2 separate regions of the Homo sapiens genome follow, and region 2 is linked to region 1. A link is a contact called in ENCODE Hi-C data. All regions are on one chromosome and are shown on one strand. The core of a region is the stretch at or near the end of the contact, and the rest is flanking DNA. Distances in the headings are between cores, read along the strand shown.

Region 1 (7,439 bases), core at 1-2,500:
TTCCACAAACACCACATTCCACAAATCTTACCACGCCAGGTGTCAATTTCCTTATTTGAGGAAGGGAAGCTGGACCAGGTCCTCCCTCCCGTTATTTCCAATTCTGGAATCCTGCAATGAATAATCTCTAGATGAGTGACAGTGTGAATTACGTAATACAGGTACTTTTCTTTTCCAAAATTCTCCAATGATAAAGAACAGTTCTAGAATAACTATATGTAAAATGAAGCATGTTCCACTAAATTATTTCAAGCTCCCTTGAAGAGATTTCAGATCCATGTAAAGATATAGCAGAAACTTAAGCGTTGAGTCAAGTCACGTGGGTGGTCCCCAAGCAACTGTGCCCCCTCATCACCCTTCAGCACATGGTGAAATGACATCCTCATCATGCCTATGCCTAAATAAGTGAAGCGGGTGAGACAGCACATAGCATGTGAGTTTAACAAAACTTCAAAATAGCACCAAAAAAAAATTGCAGAAGCAACCTGATGCTCAGAATAAAACCTTCTTAACAGAACTGGCATAGAACAGACTATCAACTGCAAAGTCAGTGTCCTACCTGCCTCTTAGGAGGTCTCTATACAACTTGCTCACAAGTTTCTTCAGTGACGGTGCGTGTCTAGCTAAAGTTAATCTAGTCCACTGACAACCTTTGCACTGCCACTATTCTGAACAGAATCTCAAAATACCAAAACCAGGCAGCTGCCAGGGAGTTGGACCCCGGAAGCCAAGGATTTCCAGATCTTCGGGCGTTCTGAACCTCTTCACTAGACCACGAAGGCCTCTCGGCCTCTCATCACTGGCTTTCAGCACCTGGTCTAACTTTCCCCGCTGGACCCTCCCCAACGCAGAAGCTAAACCCTCGGGTCCTTCCAGAGCAACCGCCGGCTCCAAAGCCCTCAACTCTGCAGCAAATTCCCCTCCGGTGCCAGCCCGGCTGGCCCAAGGCCCGGGTCCAATCCTCAGAACTGCACGGCTCGGCCCCGCCCCTCCCCCACGCCGTGCCTAACCCTAACCCCCAGCCTCACGCGTCGCACCGCTCCCCACGCCCCGCTCCCGCTCCCCACGCCCACACGGGCAGCGACCTCGCGGACCCAGCCGCCCGCTCCCGCTCCCTCCACTCCCAGGAGACACTTCAACCCTTTCGCCGCCCCTTGCCCGCCCTCACCTGAACCGCGGGCGCCGGCCCCCTAACCCGCAGCCCTTCTCCGGCCGCGGGCTCCCAGACGCACTCGCTCCCGCAAGGAGTCTGGGTGCGCGCACGCTCTGGGCCTGCGCGGCGGAAGGGGCGGGGCAGCGCGGGGCGGGGCCTGGAGGGTGCCGGGGCGGGGCCACAGCGGGCGGGTCCTGGAGCGGCTCGGGAGAGCGGAGGGTCGGCGAGGGTGCCTGCGCGCGGCTGGGCCTGGGGATGCAGGTTCCAGCCTGCTTGCGCGTCTCACCTGATTTAGGAGCTTCCAGAGGCCCCAGACAGTGCCTGTCTTTGCCTGACCGCGAATCAAAGTTCCATAGCCCGTGAGCGAAGGCACGTCTATTAGCTGACGTTTGCAGAGAGCATACCCTGCCCCAGGCCCTATGCTAAGCACTTTCTACCCACCGTCTTTGTGCTGCAGCCCTGTGAGCTATGCACTATTAGTGCCCATTTTACAGTTGAGGACATGAGTAGAACGCGACCTCAGCCTGTGCTTCCGAGTTCCTTCATTCCTCCTTCCCGTCCCCGGGCCCTCGATGTCCAGAAAGAATGTAAACACATCGAAGGATCACATTTTAAAGTTAAACTCCATCATTTTCCTCTTCTTAGATATGAAGGCCCCTTTCCTGTTATTCACTGGGTTTTGCTTAGTACGGCTTCACACTACTTATTCCAGGTACTCCCAGCAGTGGCGCAGAGACCATCCTCAGTTCTGTGTGTGGATGGGACCAGAGAAGCCGGCCGGCCGAGCTAATGTTCTTCCCTTCCTGGAAGAGAGTAGTTTCCAAACAACCCGATCTCTGTTCCTCTACTGGCTCCACATATGCTCTAAGTTCCTGTTACACTGTTGAGAGGCTCTTGAATTAGAAACTATCGAGTATAAATGGCAGTGGAATATCACTCTATAGTTGTCACCGATATTTCCCTTACCTTGAGATTGTGACAAGACCAGAAAGAGAAAAAGAGTAAAAACAATGTAAACTATAATTTTTGATAGACTTTGTTTTTTTAAAGTGGTTTAAAGTTAACAAAATTGAGCAGAAAGATATTTTCCAAATACTCCCCGCCCCACCTCCCCACATGCATCGCCTTCCCTTTATCAACATCCTCTACCAGAGTGGTACATTTCTTAGAACTGATGAACCCGGCCCGGCCTGGTGGCTCACGCCTGTAATCCCAACACTTTGGGAGGCCGAGGCGGGCGGATCCCGAGATCAGGAGATCGAGACCATCCTGGCCAACATGGTGAAACCGCGTCTCTACTAAAAATACAAAAATTCGCCGGTCGTGGTGGCGGGCACCTGTAGTCCCAGCTACTCGGGAGCTGAGGCAGGAGAATTGCTTGAACCGGGGAGGCGGAGGTTGCAGTGAGCCGAGATTGAGCCATTGCACTCCAGCCTGTCGACAGAGCGAGACAGAGCGAGACTCCATCTCAAACAAAAGAACTGATGAACCTACATTGATACATCATTACCCACCATCACAGTATAATGCAGAGTAATTTCACTGTCTTAAAAATCATCTGTGCTCTGCATATTCATCTCTCCCTCTCCTCTACCCCTGGCAACCGCTGATCTTTTTGTCTCCATAGTTTTGCCTTTTTCCAGAGTGTCATCTAGTTGGAATTACATAGTATGTAGCCGTTTCAGATTGGCTTCCTTCCCGTAGTAACAGGCATTGAAGTTTCCTCCATGTCTTTTCATGGCTTGATAGCTCCTATTTCTTTTTAGTGCTGAATAATATTCCATTGTGTCGATATATCACAGTTTTATCTATTCGCTTACTGAAAGATATCTTCATTGTTTCCAGGTTTTGGCAATTATGAATCAAGCAATTATGAATCAAACAACCCAGAAATCCAACCACCCACTCCAGGCATCTTTGCATGAACGTATCAAAAACACCTCAGTCCCAATGCCCAGGATCTTCCCCTTTGAGAGGCTGAGATGGGTGGATCACTTGAGCCCAGGAATTGGAGACCAGCCTGGGCAATATGGTGAAACCCCATCTCTACTAAAATAAATACAAAAAATTAGCCAGGTGTGGTGGCACGTGCCTGTAGTCCCAGCTACTCAGGAGACTGAGGTGGGAGAATCGCTTGAGCCAGGGAGATCGAAGCTGCCGTGAGCTGTGATTGCACCACTGCACTCCAGCCTGGGCAACAGAGTGAAACCCTGTCTCAAAAAAGTAAAAAGAAAAATAAAACAACAAAGAATAAGTAAGACTTTTCCTTTACCTTCATTATTAAAGGTAATAATGATGTTCTTTCTTTATATAGATCTGAGGTTCTGACTTTTATCATTTTTCTTCTCTCTGAAAAACTTAACATTCTCTCCAAGGCAGGTCTACTGGCAACAAATCCCCTTTGCTTTTGGGGGATAATTTCATGGGCTACAGCATTCTAGGTTAGACACTGCTTTTTTCTCTCAACACCTTAAACATTTCATTCCACTCGCTCCTTGTGTGCACAGTTTCTGAAGAAAAGTCATTTTTTGTTCATTTGTTTTTTGGTTTTGAAGGATTTTTTTGCATTTATCCTGTGTGTCCTCTGAGCTTCCCGGATCTGTGGTTTCATCTTCCATATTGATTTGGGGAAATAATCAATCATTATTGCTTCAAATATTTCTTCTGTTCCTTTCTCTGTCTTCTGCTAGTATTCCCATGAGGCATAGTTATACCTTTTTTTCATCATCTCACAGTTTTTGGATATTGTTTGTCTTTCAGTTATAGAGGTTTCTATTGAGATATCCTTAAGCTCAGCAATTCTTTCCTAAGATGTGTCTAGTCTACCATTTAGCCTCTCACAGCTACTCTTCATGTTTTTTTTTTTTTTTTTTTTTTTTTTGAGGTGGAGTCTTGCACTGTGACCCAGGCTGGAGTGCAGAGGCGCAATCTCAGCTCTCTGCAACCTCCACCACCCAGGTTCAAGCGATTCTCCCACTTCAGCCTCCTGAGTAGCTGGGATTACAGGCACCCACCACCACGCCTGGCTAATTTTTGTATTTTTAGTAGAAGCAGGGTTACACCGTGTTGGCCAGGCTGGTCTTGAACTCCTGACCTCAAATGATCCACCCACTTCAGCCTCCCAAAGTGCTGGGTTTACAGGCATGAGCTGCCGTGCCCAGCCTACTCTTCATTTTTTATCTCTAGCATTTTAGCTCATTCTTAGGATTTCCATCTCTCTCCTTACATTGTTTGTTATTGCTTGTTGTCTACTTTCTCTAGTAGAGCCCTTTTCATATTAATCACAGTTGTTTCAAATTCCCAGTCTGTGAATTCCAACATCTCGGCCATATCTAATTCTGGGTCTGATGTTTGCTCTCTTTCTTCAAACTTGTGTCTTTTGCCTCTTAGTATGCCTTGTAATGTTTTTCTTGATAGCTGGTCATGATGTGCCAGGTAGAGAGAGCTTCTGTAAGTAGGCCTTTAGCAATGTGGTGGTAAGGTGTTGGGGTTGGGGAAGCATTCTGTATTCCTAAAGGAGGCCTCAGTCTTCTGGTGAGCCTGTGCCTCTGGACTGTGAACTTCACGAATGCTACGCAGTTATCCCCTCTTAGATGAGGGACAATGGCTGGAATGGGCTGGGGCTGGCTATTTCCTTTCCTCCAGGTGACTGAGGTTCTGCTATAACTTCAGCAGGTTCGGTGCTTGTTATAATAGAAAGATCAGAAAGCTCTGGAGTATTTCAAAATGGTTCCTTCTCCCCTTCCTCTGCTGGAAGCATGAGGGAATTTTTCTCCAAATTTCACTGTGAGAACCTAGTCAAGCTCCTGGGGATAAAACTCACAAAAGTGTGGGTCTCCCTTGACCCCCCCTCCAGTGACTGAGTTCCCTGGAGTTTTTAACCTCTCAGATTTCTCCACGCTGAGCCTGCAGCAATTCATCAAATATAGTTCAAGTTTTCCTACCCTGGCGCTGGTTCTCATAGAGGTTATTGATCGTGGATTTTTTTCTCACGGGTTTCTGTTCAATAAGCTATGATTCTCTGTATTTGCCTGTTTGTCTTTCCAATTTTGGGGACAGCAGTTTGTCCTGTGGGCTCAACTTTCTGATGGATCTAAGGAGAGATGTTGATCTTTCCATTTGCTCAGCTTCTTACTTATTGCTAGGATGGAGGGACAACTTCCAAGCTTCCTGTATGCCACGCTGGAAACCAAAAGTTGCAATTCTTCAAAGAAAAAAAAATAGCTCTTGTAGCTTCACACATACAAACATGTTTATTAAAAAATATATTTATTAATTTTTACACCTGCTGCATAGCACAAGACTATTAACACTATAACTCACTGAATGTACAATAAATGTTCACATTTAAATAACAGGATAGGGTCAACATTTTCAACCAGTGGGTCAGCTTTAGCATCTCATGAAGTGCTTTTTAGACCTAGATATCTTAAGAGTTTTTTTGAAAGGATACTTCCAAGTCAGAAAACAAGAAGATCAAAACAATAGGTTTTTCCAGAATAACAGGAATTTTACATGATGAAATGTCTATTTCTGTCGGTACAAATCAATGATAAAAACAAAATCTACATCCAACCTACTCCAAAATACTCACACTGGACTGAATGAAGTCTACAGTGTCAATGTGTCTTGAGAGAGGCCACAATATCCACACTGGCTACATACATGTTTTCCAAATTAAGTTTTCTGATGGCTCATCATTTGCCATCTCTTCAAATCCAGGTCCTTTTAAAAATCTATGACCTTGGAATGAATGTGCAGAATACCTGATCTGAAAGCCATGCGATTTGGCTCGACTGCCATCCGCATCTCTGGCTGATAATATACAAATTAGTTTTAGAGTCTTTATTTCACTTAAGGACCAAAGAAGAAGAAGAAGAAGAAGAAGAAGAAGACAACTTAGAAGGGAAAGCAACAAAGAGGTCCTTCCACAATATTTTCCTCTGTGTATTTTAAAACTTAAAACAACTGCCATAAAATGAACATTCCATTCAGTGATTCTTTTCAGTTTTCCAATAAGTTATTCCTGAAGGGAGGGGAGATACCTTATGGTTCAAATTAAAAAGAACGTAACAGGGCCAAATTTAAGTTATAAAAGCTAAAACTGAACCTTTAGAAAATTCCACTAGTCTTCTCCTAGAAAGTCTTTCTAGACCGGACACTAGGATATTTGTAATCATTACACTGTGGGACTTAGGGAACCCGAACCTGTGTTTTGCAATGCAGGGTCAATATTTTCTGTTGAATATCTTTGTCACAAAGAGAGTCCATTTTCAGTTTCCATATGTTTATGAAGTAATTTTCTCAAGTTCTCTTAGTACTCAAACATTGGGGAACAACTACATGAACGCAGTCTCAGAAATAAAGTGCGAAATCTACACATCAATAAAGTTCTTTTAACAGAATTGTTCACTTTTCAGAAAATTGTCTTTATCATAAAGAAGCTACTCTACTTAATTTATAGAACCAGTTTTTACCCAGAAATGTAAATTAATTAACTTCATTTGAAATGAAGTAAGGTCTTTCTGTTCTGGAGTAATAAATTCTACTATGCAATAATTATTCTGAAAATGTGTTAGCATGTCACAAAAAGTTAAAATATATACTGATTTTTTAATGCCCAACTAATAGTATATTCATAAAGACTGGATTTCTTCCAGATCCCTTATAACTACCTGAATTATTAGAAGTGGCCATCACATTTTAATTTTTTCCCTAAGTGTGAAGTTGACCGTCTTATTAAAAGGTCTAGATGAGTCACAATATGTTTAAAGTTAAAAATGTTAATAAATAAGAAATGCCACCTTCCTGTCCAACTTTAAAGAATGTTCATTTTAAGACAGCATTAAAAGTAATAAAATACACTGAACATGTCAGCAAGAGTTAAATGTACACTTGGTAAGAACAAGGAATATATCCTTTACCAATGAATGATAAATGGATCCTGCAAGGCAGAACAAAATTTCAATACTTTCTCTCTCTCTCTCTCAATAGTTTTGGAAATTTTTCTTGGTACCAATATCTCCTTCTTACCACCACCACAACCACAGAATGGGAGGCAAAGCTTTAATGTAGGGGTTTAGATTCTGCTGACATCAAGCAGCCTTTTCTCTTTCAGGTTGTCCACCTTTGTGAAATAATGAAGAACTATCAGAACATGAGCTTCTGACCTAATCCACTGAGGACCAGCATCTGTGGAAAGCACTACCAACAGCCCAACAATAGTTTTCTAAAATAGGGAAGTTAAAAAAAATCAGCAAGAAAAATTTAGATGACAGTTTTTGCT
Region 2 (7,439 bases), core at 3,097-5,596, 1.0 Mb after region 1:
TTCCAAGTAGAAGGCCATCTATCCCGTTATGAAGGACGTAGGGACACCGAAGTGGCAACTCCAGAATCTCCACAGAATAGGAACTTTGGGAGCACTGACTATGGGTAGAAAACACAGAGGAGTAATAAATAAAACTGGAAAAACAACAAAAAGGAAACCTGGGGGAGAGAGGAGGCAGGTGTTGAGGAACTTACCTTGATGCTGCATTTGCACACCAGCCTCCCTCCCAGGAAGGCTGAATCCTCTCCGAGAAATCTTTCGGGGCCAGCATTATATTAGAGCTAAAGTATATTTCCCACCAATTTACCCAACTCCCTCCCTGCTCCAGTACCAAATAGCTCTACTTCTCCAAAGGGCACTTGGAGAAGCCTGCAAGGACAGAGGTAAAGATCAAAAGTAAGCAATAACATATGGTTGCTTCTCCAAAACCAAGTTAATGGGGGAGAGCCAAACGGTCTCCATCCATGGCCGAAAGCAATAGGGAATGTCCTTGATTATGTAACAGGTTGATAAGATTCCTAACATCGGGGCTATTCAGCACTGACAATCTCCATCTTAGTGAATACATAATGTATAAGATTTTAGGATCACAGGAGACCCTGAATATAGGTCCAAGTAGTTTATACAGAATATTAACAAAATTCTTGCAATTCAGATGTCTAGCTGGTCTCATCACCACAGACTCTGTTCTGCTCACTCTGTTCTGAATGAATCAGCTCCAGCACTGAATTTTTAACGGGTGGGATCCACTCAAAGGGGCAACTTCTGGTCATCCACACCACTCAGAGAAGCAAGCATATGCTGAAGACGCATTAGAGCAGAAGGAAGAAGGGTGAAAGATCAAAGAAACAGGGCTTATCTAAAAGTCACTGGCACTAAGGAGTAGGCAGATAAGTGGCCTCTAAACCGTAGAGCAAGCCAGGGAATGGCTTCAATATACTGTATCAACATCACGGCAGGGGACCTATAACTGCAAAACAAACAGGTCTTCCTCAAAGGACAGTGAATGGTATTGTTTAACCTGCAGCGCCACCTGGTGCCCATAGAGAGAATTCCTGTGCCCACGCCATGCAGCAGCAGTTTGGTAGGCTTTTTGTCACCTATTTGAAACAATAAAAGCAACACACATTCAGAAAGAAGCTGGCTAAAAATATTCCAGGTTGCTTTTTATTTGAAAGTAGAATGCCCCTCCTCCTGTTTTAAAAATGTCTTAGTGTCTAGAATATTATTTAGCCTAAACCAGTCTAAATGACACCTATCTCACAAGATCTAGCTGTTATACCTTCCTCTATAAAGCCTCTCTAACATTTACCTCTAAATTATCTCTTATCCCCCCAAAGAACTTCATGCACTAGGCTATGATTTCTATTTCGACAGTAACAGACAAAGGAAGTTAAGTGGTTTGTTCTAAGTCACATAGCCTCAAAGCAAGATCTGATTTCAGATCTGACTTCAAAGTCCAAGTTCTTGCTTTCCATGTGGAAGGAAAGAGGTGGAGAAAGTACAACAGCAGGAGATGCTTCCAGAGAGGGCAGGCTCGGTGGGGCTTCATACTGGGAGGCCCAGGTTGTGGAGGGGCGCTGCACTCTTTGGAAAGGAGAGAGCCATTAGAATGGGAGATGGCCTGAAGGGCCCCCAAACCTCTTTGCTTAGGCCGTACCATGGCTCTGGGAATCAGAATTCCCCAATTAACTGAAGATCTGGGTATGCCCTGTGTGGAGGGAATGAAAGACTCAGTTTCCATTTTGCTTCTGGTCCCCCAGCACTGTTGAGGAAACCCTAAGATTCTTAATAGTGATAAGCAGAGGGACTGCCTCCAGTAGAATGACGTGTGATCTTCTGTGTTCATTTATTTGACACAAATTTACTAGGTGCCTTCTATGCATGGGGCTGGGTGTTGAAGATATAATGGTAAATAAGACGCAGTCCCTGCCCTCAGGATGCTGACATACATTCTAAAGCTGTCATCAAAATGTCAAAATCTTAGGTTCCTGTTTGCAGTCACAGATGGGCAAGAGATGCCAAGAACCTGACTTGGAAAAAAAGGCTCTGAGGTTTAAATACCTCATGATATTCTGTTTTTTGTTAACTTTTACAATGAGCAATTTTGTACCTCTATTTGAGTATATGAGACTTCAAGAGCACACACACACAGAAATGCAAATGCAATGCTCAGGCACACGGCTGTCAGCTGCCATCCACCTGCTACAATCTCAAAGATATATTCCAGTAGAGACTGTCACTATGTGACAGGAAAGCCATGATGTCTTCATCCTAAGATGGGTGTAGAATAAGTGATACCCAAGAAATATGACAGGCAGACCACTCATATGACAGGGGAAACTGCTAGGGCCCATCCTGGCCCAGTCTATAGAAGTCAAGAGCTTCCCTTTGGCATGGCCTAATGGAAGAGGCCTGGGACAAGCAGTACTCCTTCCCAGGGAGCCACAGTACAATCTGAGCAAAGCCATCAATGAGAAAAATTAATTTCAGCACCTCTAAAAACAGCCCAAGCCAATGACTGGAGAGCCAGAAAATAAGCGAGAATTCTGAAGACTGAGCTTGAGTTAATTTTGTATGTGGGGGTCTTGCAAAAGTATGCGTATTTCTAGAAAAGCTGTGCATAGGAAGAGATGGGGTATAAGACATAGCCAGGCATCAGAGCTGAACTGGAAGAAAAAGTTACACAGCAAAGGAAAAAACTGTAATCTATGCTTCCTGAGAAACTCTGAGTCTTAACGTTGATAATCTTTTCCTGATTGTGAATAGCATATAAATAGAGATAGCTAAGAGACAATCTCTGGCTCAGAAGTGCTTTAAAAATAAAATCAGAATATGCAGACAAAAATAATTTATATGCTACCATCAGATGCGTGTGTCCCTGAGACCAGCTGGATGGAAAGCAAGAGAGGCTAGATGGGAATACGGCAAGGGAACTTTCAGGTGAACCCAGTTCTAGTGGCCACTGCTTTGTGGGAAAGCTTGCATGGAGGGGAAGCATGGCAGAGCAGTGGGAAACACATGAGCTCTGAGGCCAGGATGACTTAAGTGGAATCTTAAGGTGTGGTTGTTACGACTTTTATGATTTTGGGAACGTTATTTTATCTGAATGTAATTTTCTTCACTTATGAAATGTAGAACTACATGTCTATCTCATAGAATTGAACATTAATATAAACAGTACATAGCTGCTTTCCTGGTATTAATATTGTAATAAGCGTCAGTTCCTTTCCCATTGCAATTACTCGTGCACTTTTGGTGGCAGACCTGGAGGTTCTCTTAAGAAATAACCAATGTCACAAAGAACTGTTATCCACCTGCTAGTTAGACATGCCCACCAAGAAAGAGGCCCTTGAAGTAGAGTTCCACAGAAAGCGCCTTGATTCTGGAGCGTTCTAAGAGAACAGTGGAAGCAAGAGGGTTCATGGTCAACCTTTCCCAACTGTCCTTAGGGGAGGTGGACGTTGCGCCTTGCAGCACAGCACTCTCCAGTGCTCCCAGACTCTGCCGCAGCTCTCCTGACCTTTCCTAGGAGATGGTTTAGAGAGAGACATCTTCTCTAAGAAAGTGATTCCAAGGTCTGGTGTAAGGTCTAGAGCTTGCCATCAAGTTTCTCCTGGGTGCCCTGCTTGTTGGACTCCTTAAACCTGCACACCCTTTCTTTTCTTCTTCCTCTCTGGATACTTCCTAACTTTACACACTTCACGCTCCCCTCTGCCAGAACCTTTCCCCCTGGCTTTCTGCCAAGCCATTCCATTCCCACATGCCCCCAACACTCACACACACACACTCTGTCTCTATCTTACACACACACACACAGACACACACACACACACTCCCTTTTTAACTGAGAAATCCTGACGCAGATGCCAGGAATGTGTCTGCTGCCCTTTTGACACAGGTCTGATGCCATCGTTGGGGCCATGGGGAGGGCAGCGCCGCGGACGTGGCATTCACGCATTCTGCTGCTGGCATGGTTCCTATTTTTATCGTGGCATTGCTCTGGGTGTCCAGGCAGGGCGCCGGTCCAGCTTCTCATTCCTTCACTTTCCATCAGGACTCCACACCAATCCTACCCCTTACCTTGGCTGGATCTTCCTGCCCCAAACCCCCTACCATCAATGCAGCACAGTGTATCTCTCCTCTTTCCCTCCAACCCAGTCTAACTCTGAGTACTTGCCCAGTTTGCTAAATCTGATTCTGATGTTTGCAGAGATATTTTCAAGTTTCTTCTGTTTTCGGGCATGAGCAGAGTTTGCACAAGCCGGATTTGCTCCTTGGCTCAGAGTGCTACCCGCTCTCCCCTTCCCCTCCCTTTGTCTCTCATTCCAAATAAGGAGTGCTTCTTGTTACATAATTGGATGTTCCCAGCACAGAAGCTGACACATGAGGTTAGGCGCACATGCATGCAAGACTTCCCTTTGACTTAACAATGCCTTTTTTGGGCATCTAACTTCTCTTCAGCTCCCCTCCCACTTCTCTCCACATCATCAACAATCAACGGAGATTTATAAGCCTGGCTCAGATCAGAGCTCTTCCAACTTTGGCTTAGAAGGAGGGGTTATGAGGTCGAACTTACTCTGTTTTTTTTTTTTCCTTTGCAGGATAGAGAGTGTGCTTATAATTTGACAGAAGTCTATGGCGTCCAAGGCAGTAATGTACACAGGTCTTTTAAAGTTGCAAGATGGGTATACAAAGTTGGAAGCAGAGGAATAAACTTGCCTGCTTGGGGATAATAATACTGGAGGTTGGAACATGAGGACATTTTAAGGAGGAGATGCACTCAAATCTGGTGACTACAGCATCCCTGATGGTCAAACTGCAGTGAGTTCTAAATAACTAGAGAAGTGGCAGTACCACGTGTGGCACCAACACCAACTATCCTGCTCTTTTAAGCACGGAACTTAAAGGAAGAGAACCCAAGTACCCTGCAAAAGCATATGGCTCAGCTACCCGTGGTTTCAGGGAGGACAAACATGTAGCCTCCTAGGCAGCAGTCATGGGGATGGGAGGCAACGGGACCTCATATCATGCCTCTTGTGGGAGATGCAGGGGGTACAGTGGAGAGGTGCTGCAGCTCTGGAGATGTCAAGTTTCCAGCATATTGGCTTACCAAAGCAAATAAAGCTGAAGCATGCAGCAATGCATACACCACTTTTTAAAATTAAAACCTGCAACTGTCCCAGGGATAGTAACATGGGCTGTCTTTAGACTGCAGCACTGCCCTTAGGTTAGCTGCAAGTGTGTAGATACGGAGATGCAGTTTGGATTCTACAAACTGCCTGATAATCTCCAGTACTTGGAGACAGAGATTTTTGGGTTGGCTTTTATCCTGCTGAATTGCAGGGCAAAGATCTGATCCTGAAATTTAGACAATCATCACAGCTATAAATCAGAAAAACCTGGGTTCAAATTCTGCTTGTGATATTTATTAACCCTGTGATTTTGACTAGATAACCCACATTCTTTGTAAACCTTAGTTTCCTTGTCTTTAAAATGAGGGTCATAGTACCGCTTTCGCAGGACTTGGAGGAATTAAATGGTATTAAGTTGGTGCAAAAGTAACTGTGGCTTTTGAACAGCATGTGCATACAGTGTTCAGTACAGTATTTGCACTAAGTCAACTCTCGATAAACATTTGCTGGACAGCAAATGTGCTGATGCTGACGAGATTATCAACGTTTACACTCTGAATGCTAAAATGTGTTAGCTCCATGTCTATAATGCACAGGGTGCTTCCAGGTATGAGACCATGGGCCACCAGTGCCAGATCTTTGGAAGCTCTAGTGGAAGAACCGGTTCTTTCTTTAGATATCATGACTTCTAGCTTCCTATCTTAAGGAGGCTTCAGGAAAACTGTGAAACCAGCTATAAGGTACTTCAGAAGAGGGCCAAAAATGTCATTAAAAAGATGGGAAAAATGATTTGTAGGGATACATGAATGGCCTCAAACAGAGAAGTATGAGATTCTTCATTTAATTCTAGTCTGTGGAAGCTTGGGTGAGGAGACTGCTAACCAGATGTGGTCCTATTTTCATTGCAGCTAATACAAAACCAAATGGGCTAAGGATAAAGTTGTATTCTTAGATATAAGAACTTGTTGACAGGAAGGGATATGAGGTAACTGAACATGTATAAAACATCTTCACCTGGAAATATGTACAATGAACCAAAGATAACAGGCCATAGTTACAACAAGTTTTTCAAAAGTAACTAGCCGCAAAATGCTGTTCTTGCCCAATATTCACAGTGGCTTCATTCAAATTCACCAAATATATTCAGAGTTTTCCCACTTTTCCCATCACAATAGTGATGCTTTTCCATAAAACAGAATAAGACAAAACCAAAAAACAAAAAGTCAGAATGTGAAAAGAGGAGAAAGTCTAGGGAAATTCAGCTGTAAGCCCTCTCCCTCATTTCCTTTATGGCATGAGCTACATTTGGGTTTTGCTAGTCTGCATTCACCAGACTTTACCCAGCTCACTGGAGTTGTGGTTGTAGTTGGGGAGTGTCAGGGACAGGAATGGAAAGGTGAGGAACTTGCCTGGGCAACATAGTGAGACCCCATCTCAACCAAAAAATTTAAAAAATTAGCCAAGCACGGTGGTGTGTGCCTGTAGTCCTAGCTACCTGGGAGGCTGAGGTGGGAGGATGGCTTGAGCCCAGGAGGTTACAGTGAGCTATGATTGCAGTGCCACTGCACTCCAGCCTGGGCGACAGAATGAAATCCCATCTCACTGATATTTCATATATTGACATTTTATCCTCAATATATGAAAAATGAAAAAGAAAGAAGTCTCACAGCCTCTGCTCTGAACTCTAAAATGAGCCCTGTCTTTTCCATGTCTGCCACGCAGCTGGAGCTTGCTTCGCTCGTATTTAACTTTTCTGCCTTAGATCTCCCAGGGCCCCGGCCACATGAAAAAGTACTTCTGTGATCATTCTCTAACTCCCAGAATATAGGTATTTCTCCTTTATCTGGACTAGCCCAAACCCTTGAGCACTCTGAGTTATTCAAACTTCAGGTCAACTTTTTCCTACCCCTTTTATATAAGGATCTCAATCTTTTTTGAATTTCTCCTAACTCATCTATACTTTTATCCTCATACTGAATAATTTCTCGTGTTCTGAAACCAATCTGTCATGTAAATGACCTCAAGGAGAAGGGGTCATATTAGATCACACACTAGCTAGTTTTGGGATCTTCTCATTTTGTTTTTTTAAACCACTTAGAAGATTAGCAAAGGGAAGTCCAAAAAAAGAAGAAGAGAAATGAAGGCCTAATTAGTGACATCCAGAGGTGACAGAATAAAACTAAAGAGACTATACTTTCAAGTGTAAAGGTACTGGGAAGGGAAATGTTTATTTCTTTATTCAATATTTAATGAGTACCTACTATGTCCAGGCCCTGTATAAGCTGCTGGGGAGACAAAGCTAGT

The links. Hi-C counts contacts between places; a loop is a spot of excess contacts on that map.
Region 2: a loop to region 1 is called in a map with no recorded cell type, with 2.8 times the contacts of the local background. The contact joins the enhancer-like site here to the promoter of NFRKB in region 1. A Hi-C loop is called at or near these places in 2 of 37 single-sample maps with no recorded cell type.

Annotation. Positions count from the first base shown.
Region 1 is chr11:129,894,328-129,901,766 of GRCh38, forward strand. NFRKB (nuclear factor related to kappaB binding protein) reads right to left here and starts at 1,251. Exons shown (of 27, transcript NM_001143835.2): 1 at 1,169-1,251; 2 at 32-111. PRDM10 (PR/SET domain 10) reads right to left here. Exons shown (of 21, transcript NM_199437.2): 21 at 5,384-7,439. RefSeq lists a silencer at 968-1,407.
Region 2 is chr11:130,893,570-130,901,008 of GRCh38, forward strand. All of the region lies in intron 8 of SNX19 (sorting nexin 19), which reads right to left. Among named protein-coding and RNA genes, the nearest start is that of SNX19, 19 kb to the right of the region's middle. Within about 2 kb of position 4,347, at least 25 of the 41 ENCODE cell types and tissues checked have a DNase peak (open chromatin) inside an H3K27ac peak, as active enhancers do.